Linked DNA regions of Mus musculus: region 1 is linked to region 2. A link is a loop called in an ENCODE intact Hi-C map of the cell type or tissue named here. Cell type or tissue: left cerebral cortex. All regions are shown on one strand.

Region 1 (4,000 bases), 230 kb before region 2:
GCCTGTAGGGCTAAGGAAATGGAGAGGTGTCTCTTGAGTGTGGGTGCCCTGGCGTCTGTGACCTCTTAAGCAGGCAAAGCTTTAATCCTTCTGCTGTTTACTGCCATCTGGGAGAAGAGGGAAGCTCTTTAAAGAGATAGCAGGTGGGGCACCAGACTCTGTCCTCTGAAAGACCGTCGTCTCAGTAATAGAGCCGTGTAATATCAATTCTGGGAACAGACCAAGGGCAGATGATTTGGGGGGGGGGGTTGTCAGTGGGGAAGAGAGAAGAGTTAGTGTGAGCTTTGCTCGTCCAGGACTGCTTTGTGTCTAGGTGGCTGAGCTCTGGACCATGGGCTTTGTGGGCTGTTCACAGAGCCTGAAGGTGTGTGGCAGGTGTGTGACAAAGTCTCAAGAAGCTCTCCTAGCCTGGGTCCAGCTCTCCCAGCTCCGCGTGGGCCTGAGACCCACTGGGGGCACTGGCCTAGCTTAATCTACCCCAGCCTGCCACATGAGTGGTCACTACTGCTGTGCCTGGCTGTCCCCCTCTGTAAGGCACTGATTACTACCCACATGGAACTCAGGCAGGCCAGCGAGCTCTCAAGTCCAGATCCTCTAGGCTAAGTCATTGAGTTAAATGCCATTTGCTCTCAAAGTCTGTTGAGTCCATCTATGCTGGGGAAAGGGGGTGGGGGAGGTGGGTGGGAAAGTACCACCCAATTCCCTTCCAGTCATAAAAATGGATGCAATTTATTTTTTCTGGCATTCCAATTACATAGATGTTTGTCGCCAGCTGTTCCAACATGGAGCCTCCTCTCAGCTGCTGTTTCTTCTCTCACATTTGACACCGTTAGGCCACAAGTCTGGCAAGGCCTGGCTTGGAGGGATCATTAGCTGGGAAGCCTCCCAGGTGAGCTCTGGCCGGCTTTCCTTGCAGTGGCCTGTGATGTTACTTGGGTGGTCTGAGGTCGGGTAGAGGCTGGGGTGCTGCTACCCCAGCTCTGTGGATCAGAACTCTGCCTTTCACCCTGTAGTGCTGGGTGTGAATAGAGAGAGAGAGACTCAGAGCCTTGAGCGAGAAAAAAAAAGCAACTGCCCTGCATGCTCAGACATGAGACCCATCTCTGTTGCAAGAACTCACTGTGCTTAGGATGTGGATGGTTCAGAAGGGTGGCTGTGTAGAGTTGGGGTGAAACACCCCCCCCCCCCCGAGAGCTCTACACCTCTCATGGGTGTTGCCTTCTCTGGCATGCTTAATTGTGAAGTAAACAAAACAGGATGTTGGGACGGGACAAGGTGTTAAATCCTGGCATTCGTACTTCTTCTTGGTGACCCTGGATTTGTTACTTAACCTCTTTGGTCCCCAGGACTCTCCCCCCATAAAGCAGGAACATCATACCTTCCTTTCTGCCTTGCTGAGGAGATTAAACAAAACCCTGTGTCAGAAGGGGTTGCCCTTTTCTCAGAAAGGGAATCTCTGAATGTACAGCCACAAAATGACAAGTTCATATTTAGTCCTGGGAAGGAACATCTCAAGACAGGGAAGGTACCCAGGGTGGACAGATGGGGATCTTTCAGGTTAGGGATTCTCGAATCTCTAGCACTTGAATCTGAAGCGCTGATCCTGCCCTTTAAAGTGAGGCCAGCAAGCAGCCAGTCCATAAATCCCCGATTTCAAAAGACGTGGATCTATATCAAGAAATCTAGGCAACATTTGGCTCAAAAGAATGCCAATAAACAGACCGCCATCAACAGACACCATCCATATGGTGAGGTATACTGTGCACCAAGCACTGTATCTACCATCTCTACTCCTTGTCAGTAATACTCCTGGAGTCGGAAGCAGTGCCCCCTGGCCCCCATTGCACAGAAGGGAAACTGAGGCCAAGAGAAAGCCATGTGCCTTAGGGCTAGGAACTAGGTTTCCCTTTCTTTGGTTGAAAACCCACAACCTCTTTTCCCCTGAAGATTGCCCAGGAGTGCCCCCCCACCCCCACCCCCCAGCCAGCACGCTATGGCTATGTCCTGTGCTATACCCACTTGGAACCCTTATGTAAATAGGCATCTGCAGCACGTGGAGGTTCCATTTAGCTGCAGGGAGCCAATAGCCCGCTGGTGGTGGCAAGGAGTGGGGTGGGCCTGGATTCGGGGCGGGGGAGGGGGTGTCATCAGCTTCGAGTACCCCCAGGGCTGCGCCGCCAGTGAGGCCTGACACCGGGTTAAGTCGCCTGGCGGCCTCCGGCTGCAGCTGGGAGCGCCGCCTGGTTCCCATTCGGTGCTGTGGTTTTGATTAGCTGCTGGGAGAGGCCTGCCTGCCTGCAAGTCTATGGGAGCTCCGCAGGAACAGCGGGTCCCCCCCCCCAGGCCGCCCGCCCCCCCTCCTGGCAACCCCAGACTCCAGATGTTCCGAGCGCTCGCTGGGAAGGCCTGCTGGCGCCACGGAGGGCAGAGGGCAGGGAAAGCACGCGAGCTGGAAGCCCAAGAACTCAGTCACCGCAGGCCTTGGCAGCTCGCCCAGCCCTCCGCTGGCACATTCCCCAGCTCTCCCCTGGCCATCTGTTCCCAGAAAGCCCTTTCAGAACCTCATCATCACTCAGGATACAACAGCGCGAGCAGCTGGTTTGGAGGCAACAGCGAAAACCGTGCAAAAGGTTCTTTGTGAGAGAGGAAACTCGCTTATGAATAACAGGGCTGGATGCCGTAAAACTTGGCGGCTGCAGTTCGTGTTTCTCAGGCGCCGCTGTTTGCTCTTGACTTTTTATCTCTGGTTTTTATCCACCCCCCCCCCCCCGCCACCCCCTTGTTTGCTTTCAGTGTTGTTTCTTCCTCTTCTGACACCAGGTGTCATTTCTTACTTCTTTGGAGTACCTGAAGGCCACCTAATTAGTTCTTAGGATATTGACAACTTTTTTTTTAAAGCTCAAAGCTGTTAATCCGGGGAATAGTGGACTGTTTTCCTCTGGGCTGGAAGAGACAGGCAAGCAAGAGGGTCAGGGAGTCTAATGGGAGGACAGTAGCTAAGGAGATGGTTCAATGGGTAAAGGGCTTGCTATGAAAAGGTGAGGACCAGCGTTCCCACCCCAGTAGACTCATAAAAAACTGAGTGTGGCAGCATGTGACAATGAAATGACAAGGTTCAGGGAGAAACCCTGTCTCAAAAAGAAAGGAAATATTGTCCAGAGGTAAGTGAGGAAGATACTCTGATGTTTGTCCTTGTGTACGTGTGCGTGTGTCTGGATGTGTGTCTGGATCAGTGTGGCCAGGTCCTGACCTGTAATTGCTGAGGTCATCTTCAAAAGTGTGGCCTGGTAACTTGTCATGGTTGGAGTTCTAACCAAATAGTAGCATTGAGCTGCAAAGTCATCCCACTGTTACCCTGACTGACCCCAGCTTCCAGAAGAAGCAAGCACTGTGTCTGCAGGGGCTGGGGTGAGACCTGCAGAAGACAGAGGAGGGAAGAGACAGAGACACATCCATTGGCTCATCAGAGGGGCGGCACAGAGGAGCTTTTGGGAGAACAGTGGTAGCCGTAAACACCCCAGTGCCTGGGCCCCCACAGCTGACTGAGGCATGACGTGAGGCCTTTTTAAAGAACCGGCTGCCGCCACTGTCGCCAAAGGCTTCTGGGACATGTCTGCTCAGAATCTGGGCACCTTCTGGGAACAGTCACCAGGTGGCCTGTCCTGGGCTGTGGGATCCTGGGGCAGGACTAGCAGCTGGGATGAAAAGAGAGAGAAGCAGGGATTCCTGTCTTCCTGGTACCCCTTGAGACAGGGAATGGGGTCAAGACTGCCCCGGAGTGGATGGCCAGGGTGTGCTTCTGGTATTAGTGCTGTGATGGGTTTGGGGCAGGGGACAGGGGACAGGGTTTTCCTTCCTCAGGTCCCTGCATTTCTCTGTCATTAGCTCCCTTCCTGCTGTCCCTTCAGACCCCAGAGCCAGCAGGCCCCTCACTTAGCAGTATGAAGTGACTGCCAGTGGCTTGCTTTTCCCAAGCCTCCCATTTGGGTCCCGTTTCTTC
Region 2 (4,000 bases):
CTTTCCTATTAGACAGGCTCTTCGACCTAATCATAAAGCCAATATCCTTTCCTTTGACTTTTTCAAATACCATGCAGCCTTTTCAGTAGCATGCCAACATTTAGGCAAGGGCAGTGCATCTTTTTATCTTTCTGTAATAGCAGGAAGCCAGACGCTGAGCCAAGGTGTTCTCCATGTCTGTCATGAATCCTTGTTTCAACATGATCCCTCTTTATCACAACTGTAAACTCCTGTAAAAGGTAAGAGAACATCAGAATTCTGCCTACCAGAACCATCTGTCCTGCCTTCAAGAAGGCACCAAAGCGCATCATCAATTAATCAAAATCCTTCTCCTGCCCATAACAGTGTGTGTGTGTGTGTGGGTGGGTGTCCCTCATTTCCTGTGTGTAAGGCTGAACATGCACAGAGAGTAGCATGGGGCCCTGTCTTAGTCAGGGTTTCTATTCCTGCACAAACATCATGACCAAGAAGCAAGTTGGGGAGGAAAGGGTTTATTCGGCTTACACTTCCATGCTGCTGTTCATCACCAAAGGAAGTCAGAACTGGAACTCAAGCAGGTCAGGGAGCAGGAGCTGATGCAGAGGTCATGGAGGGATGTTACTGGCTTGCCTCTCCTGTCTTGCTCAGCTTGCTCTCTTATAAAACTCAAGACTACCAGCCCAGAGATGGTCCCACCCACAAGGGGCCTTTCCCTCTTGATCACTAATTGAGAAGATGTCTTACAGCTGGATCTCATGGAGGCATTTCCTCAACTGAAGCTCCTTTCTCTGTGGTAACTCTGTGTCAAGTTGACACAAAACTAGCCAGTACAGGCCCTAATGATTCAACTGTAATTTGTAATCTACCAACTCCTAGAATTTCCCTGTATTTTTCTTAATGATTTTTTTCAGACCCTGTATCTCATTACTAAGACCATTTATGATCTAAATGTACACCTGCATGTCAGAAGGTGGCATCAGATTCCAGAATAGATGGTTGTGAGCCACCATATGATTGCTGGGTATTGAATTCAAGATCTCTGGAAGAGCTGACAATGCTCTTGACTGCTGGGCCATTTCTCCAGCCCACAAATAATTCATTAAAATAGACAAACAGAAACACACCAATAAAAACAAAAGGCAGTGAAGCAGGGGTTGGGGGGACGGCTCTGTTGGTAAAGTGTTTGCCATGTACTCTGGAGGACTCTCAGGAATCAGATAAAAAGCCTCAGTGTGGTGGTGTGTTCCTGTAAATCCAGCACTGGGGAGGCTGACACAGGCAAAGCCCTGGTGCTCACTGGCCAGCCAGAAAAGGAATGAGCCACTCTTTAGAAGCATTCTATTTTTAGGGAACCCATTTGATATATGGAGAGGTCAATGGGGGAAGGGATTCATCTCACAAAAGCACGCACAGCCTGAAGTGAAATTTCTGGTTTCTTTCGAGACTCAGTTGTGTCATGTGATTTTTTTTCCCTGGAAACAGTCTTATGAGAGGATGTTTTTTCCTGAAGCAGACACAGGGGAGGATGTTTTACTAAGAACAGACATGTGGTGTTTTTCTGGAAGCAGCCAGAAAAAGGGGCATGTGATGTTTTGCTAGAGTGGATGCTTGAGAGAACATGCGATGTTTGGGAAGGATATAAGTATGACCCAATAGACAGTGGACGATGCTGGATGGTATTAGTATGCCTTACCATTCTTTGCTAGTTGTTTGTCATGTCAGAAACACACCAGTAAACTTCCAGTGGTGTTCTGGTGGCTTCTTGATGCTTCTGTGAATTCGGACAGTTTGGCAGAGCCTCCCGGGTTTCTTCTGATTTGTGAATGGTGTTTTCGAGTGGATCAATGCTGATTCGTATGAACTGAGAGGCTGATATCCTGACACTGCAGATTGGATTTGCTCCAAAGAACTATTTCTAAGCAGGTCCATATCCTCCTTTGCCCTATTAACCTTTCCTTTCCACTACCTCTGGTGGGTGGTGGCCTAGAAGGGAGGTTAAAGTGTTTACAAACCCTTATTAAAAGTAGGTTTTGAGAAATCAAAGCCTACAATATCCACCCCATGGGTGATTGTGTGGTAAGGTTTTCAGTCTTGTACATTTGCATCCAGATGATCCTTTGTTGTTAAGACTATACTTTAATTACAGCAGCATTGGACTTGTACCCTCCAGATGCCAGTAGCATCTCTTTACAGTTGTGACAAAAATATCTTTAGACATTGACAAAAGTTCCAAGTGTGCATGGGAAGGAGTACAATATGCCCCTAGTGGAGGACCACTCAGTGTACAGGTAATATAGGTGAGCACCTATAGTTGTGCTGATATGGCTAAAGTAGACTTTAGGAACACTTACTAATTACCATTTTATACATAAAATACAGAAGGGCCAAGCAACTCCCTCAGTGTTACATTTGTGAGATGAGAGAACTTGATTCTGTCCTCAGCGCCAGCTGTCTTGCCTGCTGTCCTTGAGGATTGGCTGGCTCTACTCACTGTAATGTCAGGGGCTGGGGAGATGGCTCAGCCATTAAAGTCACAGCAAACATATGGACCCAAGTTATCAAGCATTCATGTAAAAGTAACCAATGTTGAACGCTGGGCTCAGGGAGACACTGTCTCAGAATCTAGATGGAAAGTAACTGAGCATTGACCCTCAGCATTGACGTCTGGCCTCCACACACAAGTGTGCATGTACCAACACACAAATAGGTACATCATACCCATCCACCTTGTGAAACAAACAGAGTCCTGAGTAAGGGCCGTTCAGTGTAACCCAGTGAGACCAGTGGTGTCTGAGACCCTCACATATATACCTCAGCCCCAAACTGGCTGAGGCTCCTGTGACAACAGCACAGTGGACAGCTGATCTAGAAAGCAGCACCAGGCAGGGCCAGCAGGTCTTCCTCATATAGATACTCAAACTTGCTAGAAATATAGAGGCACATGTGGCTGGGCCAGGATGAGGCATCTGTATGTTCACGATGAAGCCAGGAAGTGGGAGGTGTGGAGGAGCGCAAACTGCGGTGGGGAAGCAGTGACTGAGTCATGATTTTTTCCCAGCTTCCTCTTCTGGCCTCTGAGCATGCACTCAGCTATTCTCTTTCCTCCCCATGAAACCAGCAGTTTGGTCCTACCTGGATAAGTATATGGTGTGTGTTCACATGCCCTCTGGGTACCATAACCTTTGGCTAGAAATAAGGCAGAATTGCCTGGTGAGATGTTTGGAATGCTGCATTGCTAGCTCCATGAGAATAGGGTCTGTATGGTTCGCACAAGTGGAGATTGGAGTGGGATGGATGCAGGATGGGAGGAAACTGGGAGTGGGCACTTTGTGTGAGATTTGGGTACAGGGAAGTGGCAGCAAATACCACTGATTCATACAGAACACCGCAGAGCCTTCAGTGACACCTCAGACCTGCACTCAGCCTCCCTGGCACTCACAGGACAGAGGCACCTGGAGAACCAGAAGGATGAGTGTCTCTGGACATCTGGGTCTTTTTAATTTGCTGTACTGGGGCTGGGCCCAGGCCCTTGGAAAGAGACTCTCCCAGAGCTGGACCCCCAGCCCTGGGTTCTTTCTTTGTCAAGATGGTCTTGATTTCATTATGGAGACCAGGAGGTTGTTAAACTTGAGGTCCTCCTGCCTCAGCCTCCCAAGTGCTGGAACTACAGGCGCATGTCTCCAAGTCAAAGCATCACTGTTTTGATGGAAACTTCTACTGGCTGGCCAAGCATCCCCTCCCTTTGGTCCTGTTGCTATCCTCCTGGGAGGAACTCTGAAAGGTGCACAGGCAGCTTCCATAATGTGCTGACTCAGGAGCTTCCTGGCACCTATCTTCTGCCAGGCCTCATGTGTGTTAGATCACTGCAGCTTCCTTTGAGCAATCTCTAGAGTCCCTGCAGACATTAGCTATTTAGAGCTCACTGGAGGACTGAGGGCCAGTGACTTACTTCCCACATCACCTCACACTCAAGTGAAGTTAGCTTTAAGTCACAGTACTGCGGGTGAACTAAGCTTGTGGT

The links. A loop is a pair of places that touch in the nucleus more often than their neighbours do. Peaks named below come from ENCODE experiments on the same cell type or tissue, not always from the same donor. Only the 100,000 strongest peaks of a DNase experiment are listed, where the experiment ranks them.
Region 1: it touches region 2 in a loop (5-fold over the local background); 1 of 42 quality-filtered maps calls a loop at or near these places.

The regions. Positions count from the first base shown.
Region 1 is chr6:72,215,330-72,219,329 of GRCm38, reverse strand. All of the region lies in intron 2 of Atoh8 (atonal bHLH transcription factor 8), which reads left to right. Among named protein-coding and RNA genes, the nearest start is that of Gm52906, 14 kb to the left of the region's middle. RefSeq lists an enhancer at 502-4,000. In left cerebral cortex, a CTCF peak has its summit at 2,242; DNase peaks (open chromatin) are centred at 1,758, 2,529 and 3,575; H3K4me3 peaks cover 423 bases; H3K27ac peaks cover 760 bases.
Region 2 is chr6:71,980,577-71,984,576 of GRCm38, reverse strand. No RefSeq gene overlaps it. Among named protein-coding and RNA genes, the nearest start is that of Gm26628, 19 kb to the right of the region's middle. In left cerebral cortex, a CTCF peak has its summit at 2,254; DNase peaks (open chromatin) are centred at 1,504, 2,480, 2,958 and 3,876; H3K27ac peaks cover 2,958 bases.